Linked DNA regions of Homo sapiens: regions 2, 3 and 4 are each linked to region 1. A link is a loop called in an ENCODE intact Hi-C map of the cell type or tissue named here. Cell type or tissue: endothelial cell of umbilical vein. All regions are shown on one strand. Links, peaks and the distances in the headings refer to the core of each region. The heading gives the core; the rest is flanking DNA.

Region 1 (7,481 bases), core at 2,062-6,061:
ATACATTGTCTTGGCAGGAGCCTGGAGGACAAATATTTATATTATCAATTTAAAGCAGATCCACATACTTTCCAAACCCACTCAGAGGAGAGTCTGGTTGACATCCTTCCTCTTCTGCATGCTAAGTCTCCCCAGATGGTTTTTGATCTCCCTGCTCTATACAGTGGGGTGCTGGGGCAGGCCAACAGTGGGGCCAAGTGTGTCCTCTGAAGATACCTTCCTTACTGTGTGCATTTATTCATGGCTTTTCTTTAAATTGTTCATGTGTGTTTTGCAAGTATGTTCATTCTTCCTCCCAAGATGGAGTCCTTCCAAGCTGTAAAATTATATGACTATTCTATTAGGTAGGAATAGAGTTTTAAAAGCCCTAAAGCTGAAATAAACTATAGAGATAGTATAATACAACCTCCTCATCTTACAGATCATAAGTGAGTGGAGAGGGGAGCGATTTCTCTCTAGGTATTGCTTAACTCAGGCCCTGGCACACAACAGGTTCTCAATGACTCTTAGTTGAATCTGTTTCTTGACTGTATATAGCGTTTTCATAATTCTCACATGGCTTTTAACATTTTATCTCCATAAATATTCATGAGTATAATTATCCCTATTTTCAAATCAAGGAACTCAAACTTGAGTGGCTAAGTGTTTATCAAAATTGTACAGATTTTAATATTACAAATCCAGAACTGGAACTCAGGCCTCTTAAGTTTAGGCCCATTCACCTTTCTCTTCTGCCATGATGACTAGAAGTCTGTGGATCACACACTAAGTCCCCCAAAGACATGCAAACATATATCAAATTGAAAGACTAAGTTTTGTGTAATAGTGGCCATGGCCAACCTCAAAGGCGAGGGTTTCGGCTTTTTCAGCGCCTCAGGGCCGCATCTCTGAGTAAGAACTGGCCAAGTGACCTTACCCAAACTCTACCCGCTGCAGAGCAAGTGCAGGATGTGGCGGTTTTTACCAGACTCCTCTGAGAGGTATAGCTACTGGACTGTCAAAGTCAGCTAAACACAAACAGAAGATAAAGGCATTTCTGTACCTTCATGTTTCTACATATGTAAACATATTTTGGCACACATATAAATCTGTATAAATATGTTGAAACTACAATATCATTTCTGTTATAAGCAAAGTGATTTGATCTCCTCAGCAAAGTTTATCTAAACAAATGCTGCAAAAGCTAGAGGAAAGAGAATGAGGAACTGTCAGAGGAAATGCAAATTTTTTTTTCACTCAAGACCACAAACAAACTCAGGAGTTCCTCTGTAGCGTAAGTCTTAAATTCAGGATCTGCATCTGACTAAATGTCATGCTTTGTTTTCTGTTTTTTGCTTTTTGGGTTTTTCATTGTTTTCGTTTTGCTGTGACCTTCCCAAAGATCACAAGGCTACTGAAAGCCCGTAAGGTAAGTTGTTGAAAATTTTTTAAATGAGCTCCTTCCTCCAGGCAGACATAGCACTACGCCAGGGAGCATAGCTTCAGGAGTAAAGCAGGGGCTGGGGTTCTGCTCCTACTCACCCCTCAGCTGGGCACCTTTGTGCAGGATATACAACCAACTCAACTGTACATGGTGGCCCTATCTTTACGTGCAAACCCTGTGGGTATTATAGCTGTGGGGCCATTCAATTCAATACAGTCAGTGTCTGGTGGTGCATCTCATGTATAGACATAAACAGAAGCCTTGCTTTCTGCTAAGCCAAATCACCTTTAAATCAAATAGATATTGGTAGCCAAGAGTAACATACAAAACTATGTTTGCAGAACTGTTCCACATACTGCAATGGAAGATCACTTCTTCCAACCCTCTTATTTTATAGGATATCTCACTGCATAAATCCAGACTGATACTAATAATACTTATGATAATACGAGTAATAGCTAAATAGTAAAAATAGTTAATTCTTACTATATGCCAGGCATCATTCTAAATATACACCTCATAACACCTCTTTAAGGTATATTACTATTATCTCCATTGTACAAATGCAGAACTTCTCTGACACACAAGGGAGTTAAGTAACCTGCTCAAGATCACAGCTAATACAAGTGGTAAAACTGGGGTTCCAATCCCCGAGTCCAGTTCCAGAGTCTGTGCTAATTAACCACTGTGACACTTTCCTAAAATGCTGGAAACATGCAGAATGCCAGGATAAGTAGGCGTGCAGTCGAATGGAAGTCCTGCAAGGGATTTTACTCTATCATATGGCTCACTCTTTTCCTCCCTCCTGTAGAACCGGCCCCAGTCTCTTGCCTGCCTCAGCATCCCCACGCCGAGGGGTTGCCTCCATCCCGAGTTGCAGCAAGAGTTGAATCCGAATCACCCCTCCTTGCTATCTGGGAAGTGTATTTTCTGGTTTCAAGTGGGACAGAAAACGGTTGTGAGACTGCATATTGGTGGCAGGGAACCCGCCAATGGGTCTCACGAAAAGCCTGGGCTGTTTGCAGACCCCGCTCCACCTGGCCCCTCTGTCCTCCTCTCCCCACCGCAAGGAGCCGCCGGCCTCTGGAGTTAGCCAGGTCCGCATAAGCCTGCTGGGGCGACGCTGCTCCGGGCTGCCTCCGGGTGGGCCGGCCCCATTACCGCTGATGCGGGACACTAGCCCAGCAGAGACCCCATTAACCGCGCCGCCCCACCGCTCGGTGGCATCTGCGAATTACTCCGTCACTCGGCGGCGATCGCAAGACCCCAAGTCTTCTCATTTCCTCGTAATGCTCTAATGGTCTGCTTCCGTCGCCATGACAACACGAACACAGCTCCGCCGGGCCCCTCCGACTGCCTGAGGTGTGAGCAGAAGGCGCGTGTGTGCCTCTCAGGGCCCCTATGCGGTCTGCCCCGTTAGCGTTGCTGCGATGTCTCCGCCACTGCTCTTCGCGGTGGGCAAACCCGGGCGCCTGAAAGGGAGGAGCGGTGACCCGAGGTGGCCAAGGCCAAGCTGACACTTCCCATCTGGCAGCTGGGGACAGCTTCCCCTCCCTCCTGCTCTCCTTCCTCCCTCCTCTCTTCTCCCTCAGCTCTGCAAATTGGTGACCCCCCGCAACCCGGGGCCCATAGAGGCTGGAATGGAGTCTGGAGACCGCAGCTCCACCCTGCCTCTCCGTCACTGAACGTGTGACCTTGGGGAAGCCCTTTAGCTCCTGGAGAGCCGGAGCCACCTAAGAGTGCATTCGATTTAAGGACGCATCTCCTCTCTGCTCAACAAAGAGGGAGGGGTTCCTGCACACGTTGGATTTCTGCCCTCATGGAGCTTACAGATTCATTAGAGCATTCCAGAAAATGTGAAGACTTGGGGAACTTGAGATTCTAGAGTGGCAGAGTGATTTACATGCCACTGAGCGGCTGGGTGCCTGACCTAATGGAGTCTTACCTAGACCTTGGCTCTTTGAGTGCCTTCCCACAACACTTGACTAAAGTCTCTGGAGCAGGGTCAGATGTGACCCATATTCTGTCCTTCTAGAAACTAACTGCAGAGTGCATACTTCTCCTAAATGTACCTCTATTCATTTGGTTCTCCAGTTCTAGACACTCATAACCTTTTAGAATTTGGATTCTCACAGTCACCATGCCATTTCACGCATGCCTTCTGTTTATACAGCATACTGTACATTCCATAAGCATGTATTCATGCCCACGTCCAAGGCTTTGGTAACTAAAACATGCTTGCTGAAAACTATAACTGTATTGCCTGAATTCCTGCAGCATTTAATATTCCTTTTGTTTGTGTCCCATGGAAAATAGCACCTCTAATCTTGGTGAGTTGATTTGTTATTATGTTTTCAATGATATAACTAATGAAGTGATCTTGATCAAGTCATTTAACCTGTATGGCCTTTAGTTTTGGTAAATGCTCTAAAAATAATCGTTAAACTTAACTGAAATAGAGAATTGGACTAAATGAGGTCTACAGTTGAATCACCGGTGGGAAAACACCTCGCATTTGCATGGTGATCTTTACTTCCTGAGGGAAGTTCATACACTGATTTCTGGAGACTGTTACTGTTGTTCTTGAGTACACATCCTGTTTGACTAATGCAAGGACGGTCCCTTGCCTTACTGCCTTATATTGTTCTCGGCATCCTCAGGAACATGCCCTGTGTGTAGTGGCCTGAAAGAATTATTTGTTGATGATAAAGGTGAGGTCCAGGAAAGATAATCTAAGATTATCTGATTTCTTGTGAACTTCTTGAGAAGCTGGATTTAAAGACCCTAGCTGGTGCAGAGGTCTGTTCAATTTTCACTAACCCTTCTCTGTTCTCTAGTGATGACAGAGAACAATGGAAATGAGCCTAGAGGAATAATGTTACTGCAGAAAAGTCAGTAGTTTCCATTTTTATTAAAATTCATTCTTCCCTAACTGCCATCTGTTTTTCTTTTGGGCCTGGCCAAATGCTTGGAGGTGAATGGATCAATGCTAATTTACATGACTGGTCCAGCTAACTAGGGCCCCCATGCCCCCACATTTCCAATACACCCCTCAGCAAGGTTTTTACCAGAATATTCCAAACCAATAGGCCTCTTCCTCCATCTAAAACCATCAGCAGGTATAGACAAGCCCCAGTGTCTGAAAAGTAAAGGAAGGCCTCTGAAAATTCAGCTCTTGGGTACAATTTGAACTTTTAGCACAACCAAGTGCAGCTGGAAATCTTGAGACTAAACTAGCATTCATGCATTCAGCAATATTCACTGAATGCTCCCTCTATCCACAGTATCCAAAAGCAGTTTCCAGATGGGAGGACCCAGGCATTGTTTCCTATTACATGAGCCTCTGGAAGCTGTGCCAGGACATGTGGGGAACAAAGTCACTTCTCACATTCCCTAGGAGATGCTGTTCCTCACGTGAGGTTCTGTCAAGCATCCTGCAGACCAGTGCTCTATTTCCAGCCCTGTGGGGACTTGGTCTGGGATTATGGGCAGCTCATCTCACCACTGTGCTGGCCCCTGAGAGAGCCTTGTACCTCAGGGACAATCTCTCTTGTCATCACCTGCCTCGCAGGGATGTCAAGAGGATTTAATGAGATAATGTTTGCAAAGCATTCTGAGCTCCTAAGAAGAATGAATAGTGCTATATAAATGCAAAACATCATTATTATAATGATTACAGAAGCATTAACTGTAGTTAAAAGCAAGTGGGAAGGAGCCCTGATTCCATTATAATCTTCTATTTCTGAGAGCTGATAACCCTGAAATATGCACCCCTTTTCCAGCTGAAACTCTCCACCTTTATAATCAGCTCAGAGGTGAAATGTTTTGGGAAAATTTTAGAAATTTCTCTTTAGTCCCTTTTGAGAAGGAAGAACATTAAATAAGCACACTTTGTCTGCTTACAAAAAAGCTGTTTTGACCAAAATCATTCAAAAAGGCTGAGCTTTATGACTTCAAATTTAGCTGGTCTTTAGTCCCCACTGAGATAAATGGAGCAGTGTTAAATCTGAGAGGAGAAAATTGGTTTGGCAAGTTTCTAATGTTTGAAGCCACCATTCAAGTGTTGCTGAACGGAGGCTGATTTTTCCATATAATGAATTTGTTTCTTTCTAGAGAAATTATTTCAATGATTTTTTTTCCCACACTGGAAAATGAGGTTTGTTATGTTGACAATAATCCATCCTTCCAGTTTAGAAAGATCATTGATTTTCAGAAGAACTCTCAAAGTTCTTTTTCTTTTGCAGAATCAGACTTTGAGTAGCAGAAGAGCCCACAGTACAGCAGGTGTCTCAAACTGAAATGATTCTGGGAGCCAGGTAGGCCACAAACAAGAGGGAAGTAGGGCAGACGTCATGACAGCTGAGCATGGTCACCATGTTGCGAACTGGTAGAAAGTGGTGAACGACGGGTGGGGGGAACTGGAGGACCTTCTAGAAGGACCCTCCACTCCTCAGCTCCAGCTCCTTCTTACCGTGCAGAAACACGGGTTTCTTCATCTTTCGAGGGAAGTCAAAAATCAATAATTCTATATATCATCTCCCAATGTGAAATGTTATTCACAAATTCTTTTTCTTTTTCTTTTAAAAAAACATTGTGTAGCCAAACCAAAGATCTAAGCCATGGGATGTTGTTTTCAACCTTTGCCCTAAACGAGTGTGAATTTTCCAATGAAACTAGAATGGGCTTTTAAAAGTGGATTTTCTTAGACCAATAGAGTCTTAGAATAACAGAAGAACCATAGGATTCTGATAGCCCCTCCTCCATTATCATATTCGCCTGCCTCCACCACAAGTTGTTTAATTTCTCTGTGCCTCAGTCTCCTCATTTGTACCATTAGCATAATAAGAGCACCTACCTCATAAGGATGTTATGAGTAATAAATGAGAGAATAAGTGCAAAATGCTAGCACACTAGCAATCATGAGCATTCATTAAACCCTATTTGTTATTATTGCTGGTTCTCATTTTTTTAACTAGCTAACGATTTTTAACTAGCTAGGAATCGAATCTAATACCCTTTCTGTTCCATGACACTGTCTCCATTGCCTAATTCTCTTTGGTCCAATTCAGTCTGGTAATTTAGTGGGTCTACTATAGACTTAAAACAGAAAAGATGGGACAGACCATTGAAAGCCAGTACTTCTGAGGGTTGCAGGATGGGAAATAGTTGCAAAGCCAACTAAGTCAATGCAAAAGTATACCGATTTTACCCTCATGGCTTCGAAGAATCCAAGAGGTTCAACTTCATCCATGTTTCCACAAGGCAATTTTTGATGACAAACTCTAGCAGAGAGGGAGGCACAGGAGTAAGCTCTGAAATAGGGTTTAAACTGGGTTTCAGTTTTGGTATATACTTGGGAATGTGAAAGGCTCCTTTAGTAGTTGCTTTTGCATCTTATTTGGAAAAGAAAGGAGTTGGTCTGGACAACTTCTTAGCCCCTTTCAGCTTTAATTTTCTGAGGCTGTGTCTGTATCTTCTTCCACATAATGCATTCTCTACCAATAGCTGGCAATCACCAAATGTCAGTTATCAATGATTCAATTATTCCTATCCTAAAATAATTTTTTTTTGAGATGGAGTCTCCCTCTGTCACCCAGGCTGGAGTGCAGTGGTGTAATCTTGGCTCACTGCAACCTCCGTCTCCCAGGTTCAAGCAATTCTCCTGCCTCAGCCTCCTGAGTAGCTGGGACTATAGGTGCCCACCACCACATCCAGCTATTTTTTTTGTATTTTTAGTAGAGACAGGGTTTCACCATGTTGGACAGGCTGGTCTCAAACTCCTGACCTTAGGTGATCCACCCACTTTGGCCTCCCAAAGTGTTGGGATTACAGGCTTGAGCCACCATGCCCAGCCAATAATTTTTTTTTTTTTTTTTTTTAGAAACAAGGTCTCACTCTGTTGCCCAGGCTGGAGTGCAATGGTTGCAATCTTGGCTCACTGCAACCTCCTGCCTTCTGGGCTCAAGTGATCCTCCCACCTCAGCCTCCTGAGTAGCTGGGACTACAGGTGTGCACCACTATGCATGGATAATTTTTGTATCTTTTGTAGAGATGGGGA
Region 2 (7,481 bases), core at 2,266-6,265, 120 kb after region 1:
TCAGAAGGATGGTGATGACAATACGTTCCTCATGAACTGTTGTGAGAACAAAATAAAAAATTATATGTAAAATGCTTGGCATGGTGCCTGACACATGGTAAATACCCAATAAATGTTAGCTATTACTATTATTTAGTCTGAGCCATTGCAAGCTCGCCGTGCCTGGCTCAATTTTATTCTATATAAATAAACATTATACTAAATCCCTTGGCACACAAGATTCCCATGGCCAGTTCCTTTTCTGTCTTGAAAAGTGGGGGGAGAGCTGTGATATCCCCAGAAGAATCTTTTCTAGGATGATAAAGGATCCAGCATGTGTGGCAGGAAAAGCTGGGAGTGAGTGTCTTTAAATTCATCTGCCTTTAAATTTATCTCCTCTAAGTCCACACCTTCTACGTATTTAGGGGCAGACCAGAAATTTGAGGACCCTGAAATTGGATGTAAGTTCTCCTATCTCTGACTGTGCCCACCCCACCCCAAACCCTTTCTCCTTGCCAATGTCCTGTGTGCTCCTTGGTCTATTGCTTGGTCTCTGAAAGGGATAAAGTCAGGGAGATCTGGGAGCCAATGGCTATCAAAGAAAGAAAATGCATTCTTTGCTACTTACGTCTTTGTCCTCAAAGCTGTTTACAGTTTGGGGGAAACTTCCAGTGCTGTCAAGCTCTCTTGTGCCTGCTCCCTTATGCCTAATGGTGGACTCAGTGAATCCACCATCAGAGATTTTTTGGTTGGCCAGCAGACTGGGGCTGAAGGGAATCAGACACTTGGAGACTGAAATGCCAAATGCATCAGTCTAATTTATTCAGACACATTTTCATCTGGGTATTTTCTATACTATCAAACTCTGTATCCTTCAGTGAAGACATTTGTCTTAGCTGAATAAAATCTCTTAATGGTTTAATAAAAAGCACTTAACTCAGTTTTCTTAGTTTTATGAGTGCCTTGAGGTCCTTTAGGAGAGCAAACTTCTTTGCTGGGATCATTGAGGGAAACATAATTATTTTTCTGCCTTCTGATACGTTATTTTCTGGAAGGAACAGTTCTAGATGCTCATCATATGCTCACAAACTCTCTGAAGCTCTATCGAAGGACAGGTTATTCTCAGTGATGAACTAAGTGGTGTTCCTTCTTCCATCCACAGCTGACCTGCCAGTCCCCTCAAAGACATCTCTGCATCTTTATTCCTTTCTTTGCTGAAATAGCATCAGTACCATTATCGTCACCAATTTGTTCTGTTCAGAATAAATAGAGAAAAGAGTCTGGAGGTCAGTTAGAACCAAACGCCAGGAGCAAAAAGCCAAACATGAAATTAGGTTAGTAGAAATTTCATGAGAACAAAAACAATTGAGGAAGGGAAGGAGGAATAAATGTAAAGAAACAGAGAAGACTCAGAGAGAGAGAGAGAGAGAAAGACTAGGAGAGGCAGGAAACAAGACACAGGCCAGGGGAGGGTGGACTGCAAAAGGAAAGAGTGGACTGCAAAAGGAAAGAGTGGAAAGGTAAGGGAAGGAAATTTAGTAAATAAGAAAGCCAAGGTAAAGTGAAGAACTGGAACATAATACATGACCAGCAGAAACACAGCAAGAATCACAGAAAGGGAAAGAGGAAGAGTGGGAGTGTAGACAGAAAAGGAGGAAGAGGATAAAAAAATATGTGGGGTGGGAGAGAGGAAAAGTAACACATTTAGGAATTGCGGATGGTTGGAATGGAGAGTTTCATTATTGAAAATTAGCATAGAGATGGTTTTCATTTTCCCAGTAAGTAAATAAAGGCATGAGAGGTTAAGTGACCTTTTATCCATCTGACTTCCATTCATACAATTGAACAATTATTTATTGTGCACCTTCTGTGTGCACTGCACAGTGCTAGGCACCAGGGACACAGTGTTGAATAAGGCAAACAACGTTCTTGTCCACAAGGAGCTCACAGTGCAGCGGGGGCATATGGACAAGTGAACTGGCCAGCACCACGATGTGAGGGTTAGGGTAGTGCTGGAACCATGGAAATCTTGCAGAAGAGTCCCAAGACAGTCATGTGTGTGTGTGGCATGGGCAGCAAGAGGGGTAGGTGACAGTGCACCTGGCAGAGTGAAACACAAACCAAAAGGCTAGCCTCCAAGAGCCCTCTAGCCTCAGAGATGCTCAGCCACAGAGCCTGGACTGCAACTCAAACGTGTAGTTCCCAGCCCCCACCATCTGGCTCCCTTGGGGTTTGGTTTTGAGCCCTTCAAGGCCCGACATCCTGATAACTCATCTCTAACCTGCATATGAAGGATCAAATCCAATAGCAGCCTCGTTTCCCATCTGTCATGGAATCGCTCAGTGTCTCTCTCTCCTCTTCAGGATCAATTGCAAACTCCTAACATCCAGGCCCTTTTCCTTCTGGCTTGTATTTACACAGTGCCCATTTTCTTACTCACTCTCCTGTCTTTCCATCATGTTCCAGCCATACTGAAGTGCTTGCAGGTCTGTGAAGAGGCCTCCATTCTTTTACAGGTAAGGAGCCCTTGCTGGGACATGTTTCCTGTCCCTGCCCCACCTGCTCTTACAGTGCCTTTGATATACACTTTGAACTCACCCTAAGATTCATTCCAGATTCCATGTCCTCTCCTTCTGCTCCTGAAAACCTTTCCTCCACTAACCTCTCTTGCTGAGCCCAGGCAGGTCAGGCATCCCTTTCCCTAGGCCCTCACTGCACCTCTCTCATAGCAGTTACCACACCTGATGTCTTAACCATCTCTTGACTAGACTGTCTTTCCCGGTAGGCTACAGGGCCTTTGAAGGCATGGACTGGAGCCTGTTCATTCATCTGTTTACCACTGGCGCCTGGCACAGCTCCTTGCTTACACAAAGTGTTTTACAAATGTTTAGGGAGCTGACTTGAAATGAGTCCCCAGTGAGTTGAGTTGCAGGCAATCCCTAATTCAGTTTGGAGGAATTGCTCAACCCCTCTTCCCATTTCATACAAGACACACTTTGATCTGCAAAATGGAATGGCAGACTTCCCCAGGAGCGCCCACCAGGTGAGGTTTCCATTGGGTGAGGTCTTGGTACCACTCCTGATTGTGCTAGTGCACAGACAAAGCCCAGGGAGGGTGACAGGCTTGAATTTCTGCTCTCTTAGTACAAGCCTCACATTTTATAGAAACTTAGAGAAATTTGAGTGAGTTTGGCTCCTGTAATCAATCACAAAGGGAGTAGAGGGGTCTTAATGCCTTAATTTATTGGATTGTTTCTAGCCAGTTAATTCATTCATATTAATATACTCAATTGATAATTATGAAGTGCCAGGCTGGATGTTCACCTTCTTAGGGCGTCTTCTCAGTGTACATTTGTTTTCATATGCCTGGGATACAGAATGTTACTGTTCTTTGCTGAGTAAACTTTAATCAGCATGTTCCTCTTTGGCCTGTGGTAGCATATGAGCTTATGGTTCCTGCGATTCATTTTATCTTTTTAAATTTAATAAGATACAACTTGGATGGCCATTAAGGGTCTCCTGTTGTGTGTGCAAGAGCCCAAAACTAACATGGATAAAATTAACTCTGGTTCATTATGTTCAGCAAGAAAAGTTTTATCCCTTCCGGTCTCCTAGCCAGGCCACAAAGGCAAAGTCTGGGAAGAGCTGTTTTCATTTTTTTCACTTTCCTGTATCCATGTGACATAAATAATATGACAGTTAAATAGGTCTGATTAATGCGGTCATCTTGGAAGCTGATTTGGATCACCACAGTGCAGCCTAGTGGACTTCATTCACTCGTTCTTTCATTCAACAAACATTTATCAAGGACTCTGTGCTTGTTCTTGTGCCAGTTGCTAATACCTAAAGATAAAAGAAAACTGTGTCTGCTCTTGAACTCACAGCTTACATTTCCAGAACATGACAATTAACTGACCCCTCACGGTTGGTGTGTAGTGTGACAACACGAGGCAGGGTGTGGTTGTGGAGGCTGAGTGCATCAGGTGGGCTTCACAGAAGAGGCAACCCTTAGACACTATTCAGTTGGGTCTGGTACAGAGGAATGACAACCAGAACAGATATGGTTCCCAACTTCCAGCAGGAGGCAGCAGGACAGTGCTTTCTGGGCAGACGTGTGTGCTTGTTCTTAGAGAAAAGTTCTGCGTCAATCTAGATTCCCAAGTTCCTATTCAGGATACCAGAGTAAGGCTGGACCTTGAGGATGACCTGGAATACTGTCTTCTAGTAGTGCTACCATCAGAAAGGCACACAAAAAAGCAAAACCCAACATTTAGCCAATGGTCAATCCCTCCATGGGCCCACCCACCACCTTCTTTTCCAAGTCAGCCACAAGCATGTAGTCTGATCAGGTTTCTGCTCTGATTATTCTGCCGAGGCTGTGTCTCATTCTACTGTGTTGTGGACACCTCAGCTGCATTGGCCATCCACGGGCTGGGAAAGTGTCCTGTCCTCTCCAAGCAGCAGAGGGGATAATCCCTTGTCTGTACCAGAAAATTCCTCCAACGAGGGTCTTACTGATGGAAGGGAGCACACTGGAACTCATCTCAGAATCTTACGCCCAAAATCAACTTTTAGGATGACTGAGAATTTCCCATACCCCAGGCTCTCCTTTCAGGTACAGATGTTGGAAAATGTTAACAGTGGCCTCTACCGACCAGACATAGTATTACCACATACTTAAATCTCGTCTAGATAATTCACATTCATTCATTCATTTGTTCACTCATTCATCAATCAGTAATTTTTCAGCAAACATTTATTGAGCATTTACTATAAGATAAGGCTATTCACAGGGTGCAAGGATGAATGCCCCAATCACCTTTCCCTAACCCCACATTTTCTCTCTCGCTGGTCCAGACAATGCCTGAAATGTACAAATTTATGTCTCCTTGGTCTTAAAGCATGCTAATCCACAGTGACAACGCAGAAGGTTTTCAGTTCAAAGTTACAGATTACTCCTTGGTAGTCATTAACACTTTAGTAGGAATTAGTTTATTCTGTCAGAAAAAGGCAACCTTTGGGTGAATAAATACAGAACCATGTAAGTTTTAATTAATAAAAGGGATAAGAAGTGATCTAGGATATGCTTCTAACATGAGGTAGTACAATGAGACTCAAAGAGCTAAAAAAGGCAGGGGGGAATTTAAGCCATTAGGCACTTGGAGAAAAGAGGGAGGTCAGAAAAAAAGGCAGTATGAATAGTGGCTTTGGAGGATATGTTCTGAATTCAAATCTGGCCTCTCTCATTTACTAGCATCCGATTTCAGGTGAGCCTCTTAACGTCTGTAAACTTTCCTCTAAAATCCTCACATAGCGTGTGGGAACTGAGCCATGAATGTCATGTAAAATACTTAGCACGACGCTGGGCATAATGTTAGCAGTCAGTAAACATGAGTCAAGTCATTATGACCAGAGAGAAGGAATAGGCTATAAATGAGACTGTGGAAACAGCAGGGCAAACTCGACCTCTACCTCTTTTTCTTTTCTTTTCTTTTTTTCTTTTCTTTCTTTCTTTCTCTTTCTTTCTTTCTTTCTTTCTTTTTTCTTTCTTTCTTTTTTCTTTCTTTCTTTCTTCTCTTTCCTTTTTTCTCTCTCCCTCTTTCTTTCTCTCTCCTTCCTTCCTTCCTTCTCTCTCTCTCTCTTTCTTTCTTCCTCATTTTTTTTTTACTATGTCCAGCCCTCCCTCTGCTCATCACATTCCCTGAGCCACTTGTTGGTGCTGCCTTCTCAACTTTATGCAGCTGTCCTGCAGTGAGCACAGGATTCAGGGCACATCCAAGCTCCTGACTATGCAGCTGGAGAATGGAGCCAAGGATCAGTCCAGAGACATGTAGGAGGAGTCCTTAGGTCACCGTCAGTTCTGAGTCTGGGAGGAAGGCCTCATTAGTGTACATGGGCAGACAAGTCCCTGTGGTCATTCCTGCCTCTCCTCCCTCTGCTCCTTCTCCTACTTGGCTGGTATCACCACCTGACCTTGCACCTTCTGAGGAACATGAAGACAGGAGCTACTTCTTAGTATTTATCTAGAATCTCTCCAGAATTCTATTCCTGGAGATTTGAGGTAGATTAGTGGATGGTTATGCATTTTCCAAAATTAGCATGCCTCATTAGCTTGGCTCAGAAGTAACTGGAAAATGCGGCTACCCACAGCAGCTGGGAGGTTTTTCGAAGGAACCTACTAGCCACAAAGCATATCAGAGGGACATGATAAGATCTTCAGAAGCCCACATATCAGATTGAGGATTCAGTTGCCTCTGTGAGTGAGTAATCAGTGAGTAGCCAAGCAGTGCTGTTATTTTAGCTTGACGTCAAGGCAGTACGTGGGGCCGATCTGAATATAAACCTCAGAACTCTGGCTGCCACGTTCAGCCAGGAGACCTAGGCACAAAAATTGCTGATGGGGCTCATGGAAAACTTGAGAATTTAGGGAGCTGAGTTTGAGGTGATAGGTCACCAGGATTAAAATCCCTAGGGAGGAGAACAAGGTGAAGTCTACCCCACCCACTTGGAGAGTCCACACATGAGCAGCCTAATCATCTGAAGATGGAAGAGACTGAAGCAAGTCAGGCTCTCCCTGGGAATACCGCATTGTTGGTGGGGGGAAACTTGTCAGGGAACCCCTGGGAGGGCCCTCTGAATGTATTCTAACCCAATGCTAGAAAAATAGTTGTCCCAAATTGCTCAAGGAAACCAGAGTTAGACCATCAGTGGAGAGAGTGTCTTTCCCATCTCAAAGGAGGGGGCAATTGGGCAACCATTTAGGGAGCCAGAGAGTCAACATGGGGTGAAATCTTGCCAGAGATTGAGAACAAATTTCCCATGGTTTGAATCCCAGCACTACCTTGTGTGTAATCTTGAGGAATTTTTTGAACTCTTCTAAACCTTAATTTTTTCTACCTGTCAAATGGAGGTAATAGTGTCAAGCACCTATTGTAAAGATGAAATAAGGTAATATATTTAAAGGGCTTTGAAAAGGTAAATGGTAAGAGTACACAGACTAATGTAACCCATATGCCCCAGGATTTACTAGCCTGTAACCATAGTCTAAAGTCCTATTTCCTTTTAATGTCTGCATTTGTATAGTATGAGCCCCACTGGCCTAATTGCCAGTGATCATAAGTAGAATTTAATAAGAGAATGCTGACAGCTTAAGCACAATTTCTGGAAAAAACAAGAGCAGGTCTTACCACAGGGAGGCAGCCACATTATCTTTTTATATAAACAAGGTCCCCTGATCTCCTTTTCCTCAGTGGCAGGAAACTGAGCCAGGCATGGATTGTCCCTCCTTTCGTACAGCATCGCCCTGGAGGCTGTCTGAAGGAAAGTGCAGCTAGTGGATTTTTTTTTTTTAATGTAGGGAGGCTAGGTGTCCCCAGAGGAGGCTGGGCTGGATAGAATTCATTCACAGACACAGAAATGATCCCCAGGGTAGCCTCTGCCCTATCTCTTGAACCACACCTCAAAGGTGATTGAATGTTTACAAAGCACATAATCAGACAGAG
Region 3 (7,481 bases), core at 2,129-6,128, 49 kb after region 1:
TCCACCATTTCTTTAGCCTCAAACTTAGTGTGTGCTTGAGGAATAAATCAAAAGATTAAAATATGATGTGAAATCTATCTTCAGTGATGTATTTCATGTGCCAGAGCCCCTGTGTTTGTGGAAGACTGAACTGGATGAACAGAGGTCCAAGCAGATCATATGTGATGGCCTGGGTGCCTCATGGTTCTCATCAAGAGGGCTCTCAGGTCTAGTTCAAATTCCCAGGCTGTAGACTGGCCAGGGTGGCCACTTCTAACCATGAAGTCAACACTATACTCACGGTTTATCTGATTAGGCTCAGTGTTCAAATGTTTCAATTCCTGAAGCCAAGAATTAAATCTGGAGGCACGAGAAAAGAAGCAGGAATAGGATCCAAAAAGTCAGAACGGGAGTAATTCAGGAACAGGAAGGAAAAAGTTAGGAATTGATGTGGTGGACAGACAGGGGAGATAAAGAATAGAAAGACTCAATATCACAAAATTAGAAGACTTCAAATAGACAATGTACCAGAGATAATGACTTCTTCCAAAATCGTGCCGTATTTCCCCTTGCCTTACATAGATGGCTTCAGTCAGCCCATGAAGTAGCAGATAGTTTGGAGTCCAGGCTGTGTGACAATGAATAAGCCAATCAGCCTCTAAGAGTTCCAGTTTCTTCTCTGTACAAATTCCTCACCCTGAGTACTGCACATGGTTGTTAGGAAGATCAAACGAGATAACATATGTGCAAGGACTTTGTAAACTGGACAGCACCATATGGGTAGAAGACATGATTACAGTTTTGTCTCAGCTCTCTGCAGTTGGGTCCTGCCATTCAGAGCATTGTGGGGGTTAGCAGAAGGAACTGGAGGTATATGCTCACCTGCAAGGACATCACTGTCAAGTCAGGTTAAAGTTATCAGAAACAATGCTTTTCCACCTCCCACCCCTACCATGGGATGAGAGGAGAGTGTTCTTATTATCAAGGTACTGTGTAAATTAGATAGTTTTCTATGGCCTCCTACCTACCGACATGGAATTGGAAAAGTCAAACAATACTATAAGATTTTTCACACATAAAAAATGATTTCCTGGCTCATTCCTCCTCAACCCTGAGGGCTGTTCCTCAGGGGCAACAACTTTTAGCCATTTATTTTAGTATTTACCTGAATAAGTTTAGATAAGATATTTATAAGGCTATTTCTTGAGTATGTTTTTGCTTTTCAAATGTAGAAATCATATGTTGATTTACAACTGTGGAAGGTAAGGATTTAGACCCTTACAACCCTCCCTCCACTCCATTCACCACACACACTCACACAGGTGCACACACGTTGCCCCTCCCCATTCTTCCAATATATGTAGTTAATTACAATCATTGTTTAAGTTGATATTTTGTATTTTCATTATTTTACCTTTGTTAGTATTATTCACAACAAAGCAGTGTCGAGACCAATGATCACATTTCTCCACTTCTATAACTTATTGGTTGTCCTGGAGTTTAATTTTTAATCTTCTCATTTTTCTTTGTTCTTAATTACAATTGTTAGCAAACCCTTTGACAAACCATATTGAAAACAAATAGGTACTCCAAGCCATGTGTCATTTGTGCAATTTCCTGGGAGATGTTCCCGACCTGTTGACTGGTTGCTTTCTAAGTCTGCAACACTCAGCCTTCTGAAACTCCCTTCACTGGCACCCCAGTAACCCTTTTCCTTTGTCCTCTTTGAGATTCTCTGATTTCCAGACCCAGTGCTTTCCCCCTTTTTGGATTATTCCTTTGTTTTGTGGCCTGCATCCTCCACTAGCTTCCTTAGAAATGGTGCATCAGAGGTAACTTTTTTGAGACTGAGGGCTTAATATCTGAAAATGCAATTATCCCTCCCTCACACTTGATAAGTAATTTGATTGAGTATATATCATTATGCTGAAAATTGTTTTCACTCAGAATTTTGCAGAAACTCCTCCATTGTCTTTTAGAACCCAGTGTTGCCTTGGAAGTCAGATGCCATTCAGATTTCTAATATTTTGTCACCTGCCTTTTTTCTCTGGAAGTTTCTAATGAGATCCTCCATAGAAGAGAACTTTCTTATATATTTCTTTAATAATTTTCACTCAACCATTTTCTTTGCATTTCTCTTTCTCTGACTCCTGTTGGTTGGAAGTTGGACCTCCAGGGATGGATCACCTAATTTTCTTATCTTTTCTTTCCTATTTTCTATCTTTGTGTGCTATTTTCTGGGAGATTGCCTCACTTTTATCTCCTACACATGGTGTCAATTTAAACATTTTTCCCTGTTATCTTAATCTTTAATATCCAAGAGCTTTTTCTTGTTTTCTGAATGTGTCCCTTTGTAAGTAGGATCCTATTTTGTTGTTTCATGGATGAAATATTGTTTTTGCTTAGGTTTTTTTTTTCCTGTTCCCTGCATTTTCTGACTCTCATTTTCTTCTTTGTTTTGATTTTTTTCTATACTAGAGATTTCAAATGTCTGCTAATTTTTTTTCTAGTCATGTCTTAAGTATAAAAGAGGTACAAAAAGCTGATTATATGCTGTGTGCATATCCGTGTGTATACATGTGCACACATGGAGTGGAAGTAGGGTAGGGAGAAGCATTATCAGCTTCATTTCTACAGAGACATTGTTCCAGTCTCCTTCCCAAGGGGGTGAGGGAAAGGGGAAAAGGATGGGGGGTGAGGGGGGAAGAGTTCCATGGCTCAGTATAGGGGCCTCACTTAATACTCCTGTTTTAGTACTTCACCTCACACCTACTATTCTTTGTGACAGATGTCCTCAAGTCCAGAGTCTATCTGATTCAGCATCTCAGAGGGTAACCATTTGCCTCCTGTGGAGGTGAGGGTTGGAAAGTTGTTTGGCTGGGTAGGGGCAGAGAGGGGACTCTAGGGAGTCCAGCAGCTCCTCATGCAGCCTCCTGCCTAGTCTTCCGGTTTGCAGTGTCATGTGCACCCCATTCTTCAGAGGCACTTGTCTCTCTACTTCCTGAGTCCCAAATCAGATAGTTACTTTTTGGCTTCCCCTTCTGCAGGTGCTTTTTCTGTTCTTCTAAATTAGTGACCTATGTCTACCTGTTTCTCATCTTGCAAAATTTGTTGGCCACCTCTCCTCTGTTGTAATAGCCTCCCTTTATGGGCTTAAATCTTTATTACTTTTAGAGAGTGTGTTAGCTCTCTATTGCTGCACAACAAATTATCACAAAAATAGCAGGTTAAAACAACACAAATTAACTATCTCACAGTTTTCCTGGGTCAGGAGTCCAGGGTGTTTTAGCTGGGTACTTAGCTCAGGTTCTCAGACTGGGATCATGGTGTTGACCAGCTGCACCCTCATGTGAAAGCTTGACTTAGGGAAAGACTGTTCCAAGCTACTCCAGGTTGATGGCAGAATTCATTTCCTTGTAGTTGTAGGGCTGAAGTCCCCATTGTTTTGCTGGCTGTTGATGAATCTCAGATCCTTGCTATGGGCCACCTCCACTCAGCAACAGAGAACCTCTCTTGCATTGTATTTCTTTCATGCTTCCCTCTCTGCAACAAGCTGAAAAAAAGTAAGGCTTTTAAAGTTCTCATGCGATTAGGACAGGCCCACCTCTATAATCTTTCTGTCTTAACACCAAACTGTGTCATGTAACATAACCTCATCACAGGAGTAAAATCTGATATTCATAGCTCCAAGGATTACACAGAGCATGTGTACCAGGAAGGGAGAAATCTTGCAGGCTATCTTAAGATTCTGCCACCACAGTGTTGAGATTTTTAGGAGGGAGCAGAAATAACTATGTATGTCTAATCCACCGTGTTTGATTAGAAGGTTCTCATACCCTCATCAATGCATTGCTATTGTTATTGCCTTGCCGTTTTTAATATCAGTGTTTGAGACATTACAACAAACTTGACTCTGAACATTTCATGTGTGAGTGGTGCTCCCTTTAGTTATGGCCCAGGAAAAACAAGATTTCCTTCTCTCTCACCCAAATGAGTAAACCTCATGTACCTAAGGACCCAAAGCAGACCCTCAGTGGGCTCCCCTGTTCCCTTCCTATCAGGGGCCTGGGGGCCAGACTGGAGCAATGGAACTCTGTTTTGTTATTAATGGCACACATAATCAGGTGGCTCTGCTGCTCCTGGCACGTGTATGGATTTTGTGTGCTGGTCCTAGCAGCTGCATGAAGATATTACCAATGAGAGACAGCTCCTTGGCACAGGGACATGGTGATTTTTCCTGTCTTGGCAGATCCCAGTGCTAGTTGTTGTATTCAGTGATGAATCACTAATTTCCAGAAACCTTGACTGGAACCTGAAGGCAGGAAATAAATGTGATTGGGAGTGTTGCTCTGAGCATTCCAGCAGATAAATGGCCAGTCATGACTAAAAGGTGGTTTTACATTTTCTAAGTGTAATCAAGTGAGATGTAACCAATATTCTGTAGTTCATTAGCCTCATGTCTTCTAACCTTCACTGTCGGGTGCTCCCCAGTAGAGAGGCTCCCTGCCCATCCCGCCTTTTTTTTTTTTAATTTTGCTTACAGTAAAACCAGGAGGAGAGCCAGTAGCAGGTAACCAGCAGAAAGAGGGGCCCTGAGGGGAGAGAAAGGTCATGCACAATTTGGTCTTAGATTACAGGGAGAGAAGAGAGAAAGAGCGGATATAGGAAGAGGGACGAGACTGACACAGGGGAGAGTGGTCTGTTTTGGAATCTTTCTGATGCTGGCACATTTCTCATTATAGCCAACTTGGCATCAGTAAACCAATGAAATGTGTGCAATATTTTGAGGAAATTCATCGAGGAGACTCCTCGTGCAGCTACTAGATAGAGTAGCAGCAGGGCATGTCTTACTCTATATACCATTCTGCCTTCATTCTTAGCAAGGGTCTCTGTGCTTCCTCTTCAGAAAATCCACTTTATTCACTGTCCTGGGAAAAGGAGAGTGGAGAGACAGGGTTCTAAAACTGTAGACATGGGGTTCTAAAACTGTATTCTAGGGAGGATCTGAGATTCCTCTCCGCAGAAGTGCCCAGAGCCTCTGCGTAAGAGCCGCCTCAGTTGTGCCAGATGCATGGTCCACCTGGTCCACCATGGACTCAACGAGGACCTAGCTGTTGTCTCGCCTGGATGTGATTTGAACAGCTCCCCACCAGGTCTCTTTGCCTTTGGTCTTTGCCCACATGAATCCACCTTTCACGCAGCTACCTTCAGCTTTCTACAACCCAAATTTAATCATGTTAGATCCATACTTAAAAATTTTTTATGGACTTTAATTGTTGACAGAGCCAAGTCCGAGGCCAAATTTCTGAGCATTGCATTCAACGCTCTCTACAGAGTGGCTTTAACAGTGTCAATTCCAGCTGCTGTGCCCCATACACCTATGCTATAGCCCCACTGACTTGCACTTCTCATGGAATCACTCTGCACTGTCACACTTTGGTGCCTTTGCACATGCTTCTCCTTCTGTCTAGAGCACCCTTTTCTTTCTTTTCTCTTTCTTTTTTCTTTCTTTCTCTCTCTCTTTCTTTCTTTCTTTCTTCTTCCTTTCTTTCTTTCTCTTTCTTTCTTTCTTTGTTTCTTTGTTTCTTTCTTTCTTTCTTTCTTTCTTTCTTTCTTTCTTTCTTTCTTTCCTTCTATCTTTCTTTCTCCTTTGTCTAAATGAGAGAAAGCATGCCACCCATCCTTCAAGTATCAGCTCAGTCTCACTTCCTCTGCAGATCTTTCCTTACCACTGATTCCTACTTCATCTTTTCCTCCTCAAGGCACACAGGGGTCTGCAGACTGGGCTAGCAATTAATTAAGGAGAAGTAAAGATTATAGAAGCTCAAAGTTGTGGGGAAGGGGTTGAAGTTATAGACTCTTCCAAGGAGGGTGGCGACAGTCCCACATAAAAGGGATTTCAGGGCCATGTGGCTTCAACATGACCCAGGTGGGGATCAGTCAGATGTGGAGGACACTGGGGCAGAGATGCTGATATCTGAGCTGCTGGAATGAGCTGTCTCGGGTGCTCCTGGGTCAGGAATCTGCTACGCAGGCTTGCAAGAGGCAAAGGGGCCTACTTGAAGACAGAGGACCTCTGCCATACATAAGAAAGCTAATGTGTATGCTGTGCCTGTCTGGATAGTGGTACCTCCTAAATGGAGTGTCAGGATGAGCTAGAAAGACAAAGTACTGTACAAAGTACTATACAAAGTGCAAAGGAAAGAAGGAAGGGGGAAAGTGACTGGCACTTTGCAGAGCAGTGCCCATTGTTACTGGCCTCCAGTTCCTTATCTGGGAAAAAATTGACTCTGGTCAACTTGAGGTGAGCCTGTGCCCACTTGCCCACCTCCATGACCCTTGTTTTACTCAGCTCACTGCCAATCTTGGGAAATTCACCTGCTTCCCTTGCCCGCATATCTTTATTTACAATGGAAAGAAGTCTTCAGACTTCTGAAGAGGCCAGAGGAATCCTCTCCAGTTCAGAGCATCCTCTGAACACTGAGCTGACATGGGGTGATCTGACAACTCACACCATGTCCCACAGACTCGATAGTGATGAAAGGCCACTCACACTTTGAAATGCCTCCTGAAAGGCACGCCACTCTTGGGTACTTGGTTATGTGATATCGTTTTAGATTTCTCCAGCTTTGAGCGCTGAAAAGCAACTCTGCCCTCGTGGCCTCCCTGCCTTTAGTCCAGGTTGGAGGGAAGTTCCACATCCCATTAGCCGTGTCCTGATCCTCACAAAGAAACAGTGGACAGAAGACATCTTTAAGATGTGAGATGGCCGGCAATTCTGCTTCTTGCTTGATGGCCGCTACACCAGCAGATTCTGTCACTCTGTAGCCTATTTTTCCTTAGCTGTTCATATACACCCCACTTAACCTCACCCCCATGTTAAAGCAGCCTCTTTATGTCCAAGTTGCCCATTACCCTGGGTAACTCATTTCAGAAACAGCCGGGTCTTCTTCCATGTGCCCTTGCTCTGATGCAGTGCTGGGCACATCATGAGCACAAGTGCACCACAAAAATGAGCTTGGCTTCCTCCTCTGTTCCTGTCCTTTGATTCTTCTGCCGTCCCTTGTAATCTAATTTTTCGCCTCTTCATTTATTTCTTCTCACATTCCAACTCCAGTCTGGCTGAAAGGGGCTGAGGGGAGGCTGTGAACAAACCAACTTGGTACCCCAAATGGAAGCCTCAGTGTTCTTCACATTCCAATTCCACTCTCCAGGAAGCCAGAACTTTCTCCTTTGGAGGCACACTCTTTATACTTCCCTGCCACATCCCTCATCTGTAATGCATATAGCCCATCTCTGGCATATCCTCTTCCCAGGCCATGCTTATAGCTCAAAATCTTTCTGTACCTCTGTGAGAGGCAACCTGGCATGGTAGTGAAGGACCCGCTCTCTGAAGCTGGATGGCCTCCGTTTGCTACTTATTAGCTGTGTGAATCGGAATAAGTTAATCAAAATCCCTATGCCTTCTTTTATTCATCTGTTTGATGGGAATCATAGCTACA
Region 4 (7,481 bases), core at 1,793-5,792, 76 kb before region 1:
GCACCAGGAAGTGGTAAACACGGCTTTGTTCTAGCCTGAGCCTGCCATTGCCACAACTCTGCCTCTCCTTGTACCTTCTCTCCATCTTCTTCTCCTCCCTGCCTGTCTTGGCTTTTCCTCCTGGGAAAGAGTTGTTACGGAAGCAATTGCTAAGAGGTTTTCTAATGCAGAGAAAGGCCTGCAATGTTGTCGATGTTGTTGTGAAAGGGTCTCTGCTTTGGTGCCCAGCCCTGGGAGGGAGTGATGTGCTCTGATGGGAGAGTCCCTCGTGAGGATGACTTCTCCCTCCTGTGGCTACTTCCAGAAAGCAAAGTCACAAAATAACAGAGGATCACTTTGCCTCCACCAACCAAAGAGAGACAGCAGTGCCCAGGAGCAGAAACACTAGGAGGCAATGGAGGGAAATCTAAGAAAGTTGCTTAGAGGCCAAAGGGGAGGTAGAGGTAGAAGAAGACACCCAGGAAATCCTCACTGAATGCACTCTGGTTACAACTATTGACATACTCCCCTCAGTTTTGCATGCCAGCACAGCATGCCATCTGGCAGTTAAGGAACAGCAGTGCAGTTATGTTCCAGTTATATGCCAGCCCTTCTTTCTTCAGCCTCTCTTAATACTTCTTGCCAATGAACAGTAGCCCAGCAAGGGAGAAGTAGAAAAAGCATTCCCCTGGGATTGCATACACTTAACCCCAAATCCTATCTCGGCTACTTCTTTTCTGAGTGGGCTCAGGTGTGACTGGTCACTTACCCTCTGAGCCCCAGTCCTCTCACCTGGAAAATGGGAACAATGCTTGCCTCCTCCCAGTGTCGCAGGAGGGTTAAGTGAGGTCCTGTGTAGAGGAGCTAGCTCTTGTTTGAGATCGAGGAGTCCTGGGTTCTTCTTGTAGCTCCACTTCTAACTAGCTCTGTGTGCAGGAGAGTCCCGTGGTTCTTTGTGGCATTTGTATTCAAGAGTTCCATATATGTGAAAGCTTCTGAGAATAGTAAATGCCCATACCAACGTAAGGAATAATTATCGACTAGGAGTAGACAAGTGTAGAAGGAAGGGAGAAATAGGATTTTTTCCCTTTCTGGCTGCTTTTCCTCTTTTCTAGCATTTTTGGTTGTTGCTGGTGAGTCTTCTGGCCTTTCCAGCTGTGATCCTCATCCCCAATCTCTTTTCAGTCCTATTGGGAGACTTGTCCTTTGTTTCAGTTCCAATGAGAGTTCTGCCAGCTGTCCCAACTCTGCACACACAGCCAGGTCTGCATGGCCTGCTCCGCTTGCTGGTCTCAACACTCACCAGGTTAGCTGGGAGGTGCCCTGGCCTTTCTCTGGAGGGACAGTTAAAGTGAGGGCTTCAGTTGGCTCGGAGCTGAGTATGGAGGTGGTGAGGTGCACGCTGGGGAAAGAGCCCTCTTGCCCTCCAGAAACTGATGTTCAAGGGGTTTGGCTTTTCCCTTTTCTGAGATAAAAGGTAGCTCAATTCCACCCACCTGCCTCTCAGGTTTGCCTTGGGGATTAATGCAGACAACTGGTAGCTGAGCTCTGGTGAGATATCAAGTGCCTGGAAACTGTTAAATCGCAGCTTTCTTGCCCTAATCTTATCACCTGCCATTAAAGATCAGAATATGAAAGCTGTACATTTGTAAAGCTCAGTGCAGTGCCTGCACTGTGCTGCAACACAGAGAAACTCAAAATAGTTCTTCTTCCCCAGCAGTTACTATGGCACCATGCATATTATGGATTAATATTTCCCCCCACCACTCCCTTTGAAAGGTAACCCTGACACTGAGCCCTCCCTTTCACATCCTCCCCACAATCAGGTGTGATGTTGACAGAATCCAGTGTTTCCAGGGCATCTTTCATTGCCTAGAGTCACAGAACACCAGCCCAGCGTCCTCCCAGAAGCCCCCTCCCCACCCCTGTACATGGAGCTACCTGCCAGAATGAAAGTGACAGCTGTCTAATAGCTATGCCCCATCCCACCCAGAAAGCAGACACTTAGACCTCAGGGGGAGAGTGGGAGGTTCCTGCTTAGGTAGCAGCAAGGCTAAGGAAGAGATAAACTTTTCTCGTAGACAGAAGGGGTCCTATGTTCAGGTCATGTACCTATGAAGGATGTGCAGATATGCCCCATGTGCATTACTCTGCTGGTAACTCCATCTGTGTGTACACCTTACATGCTTCTGCATGCATTTCTGCTGTGTGGAACCACCATGATACCTGCATGCTTGAAGTGTACAGCATACACTTATGGAGCATGTATACACTGCACACTCACACAATGCGATTGTGTGTGCATGCACCTGTGTGGTTAAGGGGAGTCATGAATGCAATATTTGTGTTCACACTGCTGTCTGCCATGACAGTGGGGTTCCACAAAGGGTTACGGGGCCCACTGGCTCTGGGTTGGCAGTGCCAAGCCGTGCTACCCTCTGTGAGGCAGGTTCAGTAACGAGGCTTGTAATACTCAGCCGTTATCCATAGAGCTTTAGAGGATCCACAAAGCCCGTTCATTCAGGCATTGCTAACAAGCCAGCGGCGACAAGCCGATATGCACAATGGGACAGAGTGAGAAGCTAAGAGAGGTCCTTGTCTGCCTGGCTGCTCTGCAACTTGCCAACATTTTGCTCCTGTCTTGCAAACTTAATGCAATCTTTCTACATTATATGTCAGAGTCCCCACCTCACCCTGAACAAAAAATAAGCTCAATAGTCATTTTGCAACTCCAGCCACCCCCATCTCCCCAAATCCTGCTCCCCCTTCTCCTGGCTTTTCCTTCTTTTTTTCTGCACTCCCACTAAATTAGATTAGTCACATTCTTAATTAGCTGTGCGGGTAAGAGCTCTATTAGGTATTAAATGTTTGTCACAATCCAATTAAAAAATCCATCACAGCAGGACAGGTTTTCTGAAGTCCAGCAGATTGATGCTGGGGGGCCTGGTCCTCTCCTCTCTGTCAAGGGATGCATAAGAGGAGCAGGACTGAGAAGGCAGAGGGAACCTGGGGAGGAACTACCCAGGGAGGCCACCTGGCCTGGCGCTAGGACATTGCTGTTTGAGCCTGGAGGAGTCAGGCTACTGTAGGGTGAACAAGCGTCTAGATGGCCCAGGACTGTCTCAGTTTAGCAAAGGGGTTGGTTGGCCACCCTGGTCTCCAACATACTGCTCCCCCTAACCCCACAGAGTGATGTAGTAAGGCCAGTATGGGGCATGTGTGCTGTGTGTGCACATTCATGTGCACATGTGCATGTAGTGAAGTGAGATGGGCTGCAGGGTAGAGAAGGGCAAGATTGACAGCTTAAGCCTGGTGGGAGGCTTTTCAGCTCAAATATAAAGAATGGACTTTGATGGAGTTGGGTTGTGGTTTCCAGGGGTCCAGCTCCACGCCAGAGCTGCCATTCAGAGCTATGTCTTTCTGTTCCATTTTAAACAGAATTGCTCAGGAGGGGAGCTATCTCATGGTAAAAAGAAAAGAAAATGAGCATTCATCCCTGCATCCCCAGCCTTTCTTTCTACACTTCCTTGGCCCTTTTCCCTTTTCCTTTAACTTTTCCCCAGGTAGGACTCCTCCCTTTGCATCTCCTCCCTGGTCAAGCTGGGCACACACAGGCCCTGTTTAATGGGCACCTGGTTTTAGACCCTCACTCCCCCAGTTCCCTGCACCACCATATCCTTCTCCCTTGTTTCCTCTTTGCCACCAGGATGGGGAAGAGTTGAGGCACACAGCACTATTATTCCACAGTGCTGGGCCCTGCAGTGAGAGGGTGAAGGGGAAGTTTAGGCATCAGTGCCTCCAGCACCTCCTAGGTGGATGGCACTATGTACTTAGCCACTTCAAGTCTTCCGATGTGGTTTTTTGTTGTTTTGAGTTTCTTGTTCTTTGGGTGCATCTTTTGTGGCTCTGTCGACCGGTAATAACTATACACTGATTGCTTTTTATTATGATTGGCATGCCAAAATGCCCTGCACTCTCAGTTCTTTCTAATTCTACCCTCCCGTACCAGCAGATCTTAAAATCTGACCTTGCAAAGAAGGCTGTCTTGTTCTGTCTGGATGAGGGGAAGTGTTTACTCACTTCGATTGTGAGGCCCTGAGGGGCAGGAAGCAAGACTCATTCATCCGCACATCCTCAGCTAGCAGCATGGAGCTGAGTTCAGAGGAGGCACTTAGAAGCCTTTGTTGAAAGACTAAATGAATGAGCTCACATTTGAGACTCCCTTTTTATTCTTCCAGCACCCTACATATGCTTGCCCCTTTACTTCCACATAAAGCAAACACTTAACTGTTTATCCAGCACCTGCTCATTCCTCTGAATGCTTCTACATTCTCTATCAGAGTCATCTTGTCTGTCTTAGTTTATAAACCCCTGAAGGGCAGGATCCCTGTCTGTTTAATTGCCTCCCCATAAGGCTTGCAGCCATGCTAATTCTCGGGACAAATGAACATGCTTGGTGCTGGCTCTCCATTGTTTCATCCATTCTCTAATCATCCATTGAGTGCTTCCTCCTGGGTCAGTGCAGGCTCGGGCTTGAGAAGGACAGGAAAGAAACGTCCCATTCTGCCTTTCCCTCCAAGAGCTTGCCATTCAGGTTGAGGGGACAAGGCATTCAGAGGAACTAGTTTCTTAGTAAGCTCAAACCAGATTTTAGTAAGGGACCCAGGTGAAGGATGCAGATGCACCTGCTTTGGGAACTCTGAGACTGGTAAGGGCCCTGTGTGGCTTCAGAGGTCAGAGGATGCTGCTCAGCCTTAGCTGGAACTCAGAAGAGGCCTTGGAGCAGCGCTGTGGCAGGGCATTTCCAAGCAGAGGAATGAGCAGAGACATGCAGACTTGGAATAAGAAGTGAGTCTGTTGATTGGGGGAAAAGAGTAGTGACGAACCTAGCAGGAAGCAGCATTGCAGAAGGTACTGTAGAATTGAAAAGGGAATATGAATGCAAGCTGATGACAATGATAAATCACACCCAAGCCCTGAAGGATGCACCTGCTTCCTCCTCCTCAGCACACCTGAAACAGTGGGACCCCAGGTCTCATTTGGCTTGGGGAGTGGTTTGGAAGTTTCTCAAGTGCTGTCAGCAAAAAGAGCTGTGGGATATCCTCTTGTCTGGTTAGAATTCACCTCTGTGAATGCACAGGTTGTGGCCTGTATGTGGCTGTCTTCACTGAGAAGGCCTGCAGAAACTGCCTTTGGATGGAGAGTGAAGGCTTGTCAGTCAATGGATATTAATTTACAAAGACAGTTTATCCTCACTTAGGGAGAACAACACTTGTGATTGCCCCACCTTCTACTCACTACATTAAAAAAATAAAATCAAATGGTGGAAGTCAGCACATCTCTATTCCTACTTCAGGCCCAGTCCCTGAGTTGTCCCAGCTCATGGGCCAAAGTCAGGGTGGCAACTACAGAAGGATGCTATATCCATGAGAATCTCCTGGTTCATGTTGGCCACAGGTAGATAGGGTGGGGGAATGCAAGCTGGCTGACCAGGGGAGGCAGGGCAGGGATGGGACATTTGTTGAGTGCCTGTGCTTGACACTTCACACAAGATTTTAAATTTGGTCTTCATAATACTTCTGCAAGAAGGTTTTAATGTCCCCATTTTACTAATGAGGAAATTGAGACGGAGAGATAAGTAACTTGTTCAAAGTCATTCTGCTTGTGGAGCAGCAATTTGAATCTATCCATCCATCTCTTTATTCAAATATTTATTGGGGTTCTGCTATGAGCCAACTAGTGTGTTGATGCCAAAGCCTGTGCCCTTCAGTTAAAGATTGGTATTCCTTTCCCCCTCTCCAACACACACACACACACACACACACACACACACACACACAGGTACAGCTCATAAGACTCCCTTGGATAAGGAGAGCATGTGGCAGGGCCTACAGGTGCCAGCTTGGGCTGCCCGAGTAATTATGTTGCTACTACTATCACAAGTGCAATTTTATGTGCCTAGTAGGATCAGTTCCTGGAGGTAAGCCTTGCTTCACTCCCTTGTAGAGTCATTAGATTTAGCAAATAAAAATATGACAAACCCAGTTAATTTGAATTTAGTAAACAATGAATACTTTTTAAGTATAAGTGTATCCCACACAATTTTGGAAACATACTTATACTGAACATTTATTTGTTTATTGTTTATCTGAGATTCAAATTTCACTTGCTGTACTATGATATCCAGCAAACTTATGCCCTTGCCACCTGTCACTGCCACGATGCTGAGTGAAGACTGGCATCACCATACCCATTCAGGGGCCCTGGCAAGGTGGTAGAAGTGCCAGGGGTACTAAATGGCTTCTGCCAACCCAGAAAGGGTCAGGGCAGTCCCCACTCCCTCACTCTTGGATGATCAGTGCTCCTCAGCATGGCCAGCTTGCCCAAAAGGCAGCAAGTCTGCCTGGCTGCACAGTGTCAGCTGCTGGGTGAGGCTATGTCTCTGCATCTCCTGGCTCCTGAGAACTGAGCATAAAGGAGGAGTTCAGTAGGCACCATGACCTGGGTGGTCACAGGCTCCTCAAAACTTAAACCCAACATGTCCAAAGCTGGCCCATCGTCTTTCCCCCAAGCCTGCACCTCTCACCCTCAGTGGGCTCAACTTTGGCCAGTCTCTCTTCCTAGACTTAGATACCCCTACGGGTGTTCAGTACCCACTCACGATGTTCTTCCTCCCTCAAAACTCTCTCTCCATCCTGTCCTCCTCTCTCCATCTCCATGTCATGGCCTGAGTTCCAGCCATCATCATCCTTCACCTGAATTATTTTAATAGCTTGTAACTCATTCTTCCTCCAACCTACCCCCCACAGAGCACTCTCAGAGTGATCTTTCCCAGATTTAAGCCTGATTTTGTACTTGCCCATATTCAGACTGTCACTGGCTCCCCATGGATTTCAGAACAACATTAATATCTTTAGTCCAGGGTATAAGCGTTTGATAATTTGACCTCTTCCACATTTTTAGGTCCATCCGACCCTCCCGTATCCACATCCCCCTCTCTCTAAAACCATTCACGCTTTCCTGAAAATGTCATGCTCTTTCCTAACTTTATTTGTCATCAAAAATTCATCCCAATTGTCATCCCTTATGAGAACCCCTCCCCTCTGAGGTTATGCAGCTGCTCCTCTTGTCCCCAGCGACCTGGGCCTGCTCATCTCAATCACTTGTGGCACTTTGTGTTCCCGTGTGGAGCTGCATCTACCACCTGGTAAGTGCTCACTAAATGATAGCTGAATAAGTAAATGTACAAGCAATTACCAGATTGAAAACTTACTTACCAAACTCTCTGAGCTCACAAATTGCCAACATGGGATTAAAATGCTTTTTTTCCTTGTTGTTCAGATGCTACCCACCTCTGCCTTTTTTACCCTCTTCTGAGGGATGCTGTGGTCCCAGGAACTCAACAGGTTCTTCCCACCAGACTTCCTGCCCTAGGTTTGAGGCTCTCACACCCTGGATGACCAGATCCTGATGTGATTGAAATCCCCAAATGGGCTTTGACA

What was found. Peaks named below come from ENCODE experiments on the same cell type or tissue, not always from the same donor. Only the 100,000 strongest peaks of a DNase experiment are listed, where the experiment ranks them.
Region 2: it touches region 1 in a loop (7-fold over the local background); 2 of 110 quality-filtered maps call a loop at or near these places.
Region 3: it touches region 1 in a loop (4-fold over the local background); 2 of 110 quality-filtered maps call a loop at or near these places.
Region 4: it touches region 1 in a loop (2.5-fold over the local background); 3 of 110 quality-filtered maps call a loop at or near these places.

Annotation. Positions count from the first base shown.
Region 1 is chr1:175,594,679-175,602,159 of GRCh38, reverse strand. All of the region lies in intron 1 of TNR (tenascin R), which reads left to right. Among named protein-coding and RNA genes, the nearest start is that of TNR, 150 kb to the left of the region's middle. RefSeq lists an enhancer at 1,431-1,500. In endothelial cell of umbilical vein, for the core only: no CTCF peak of the experiment used is centred there; a DNase peak (open chromatin) is centred at 3,979; H3K27ac peaks cover 2,327 bases.
Region 2 is chr1:175,478,459-175,485,939 of GRCh38, reverse strand. The region is part of intron 2 of TNR (tenascin R); the gene reads left to right. Among named protein-coding and RNA genes, the nearest start is that of TNR, 260 kb to the left of the region's middle. In endothelial cell of umbilical vein, for the core only: a CTCF peak has its summit at 4,622; DNase peaks (open chromatin) are centred at 3,699 and 4,629; H3K27ac peaks cover 323 bases; H3K27me3 peaks cover 198 bases.
Region 3 is chr1:175,545,693-175,553,173 of GRCh38, reverse strand. The region is part of intron 1 of TNR (tenascin R); the gene reads left to right. Among named protein-coding and RNA genes, the nearest start is that of TNR, 190 kb to the left of the region's middle. In endothelial cell of umbilical vein, for the core only: no CTCF peak of the experiment used is centred there; a DNase peak (open chromatin) is centred at 4,223; H3K27ac peaks cover 366 bases.
Region 4 is chr1:175,670,250-175,677,730 of GRCh38, reverse strand. All of the region lies in intron 1 of TNR (tenascin R), which reads left to right. Among named protein-coding and RNA genes, the nearest start is that of TNR, 70 kb to the left of the region's middle. In endothelial cell of umbilical vein, for the core only: no CTCF peak of the experiment used is centred there; a DNase peak (open chromatin) is centred at 4,100; H3K27ac peaks cover 1,645 bases.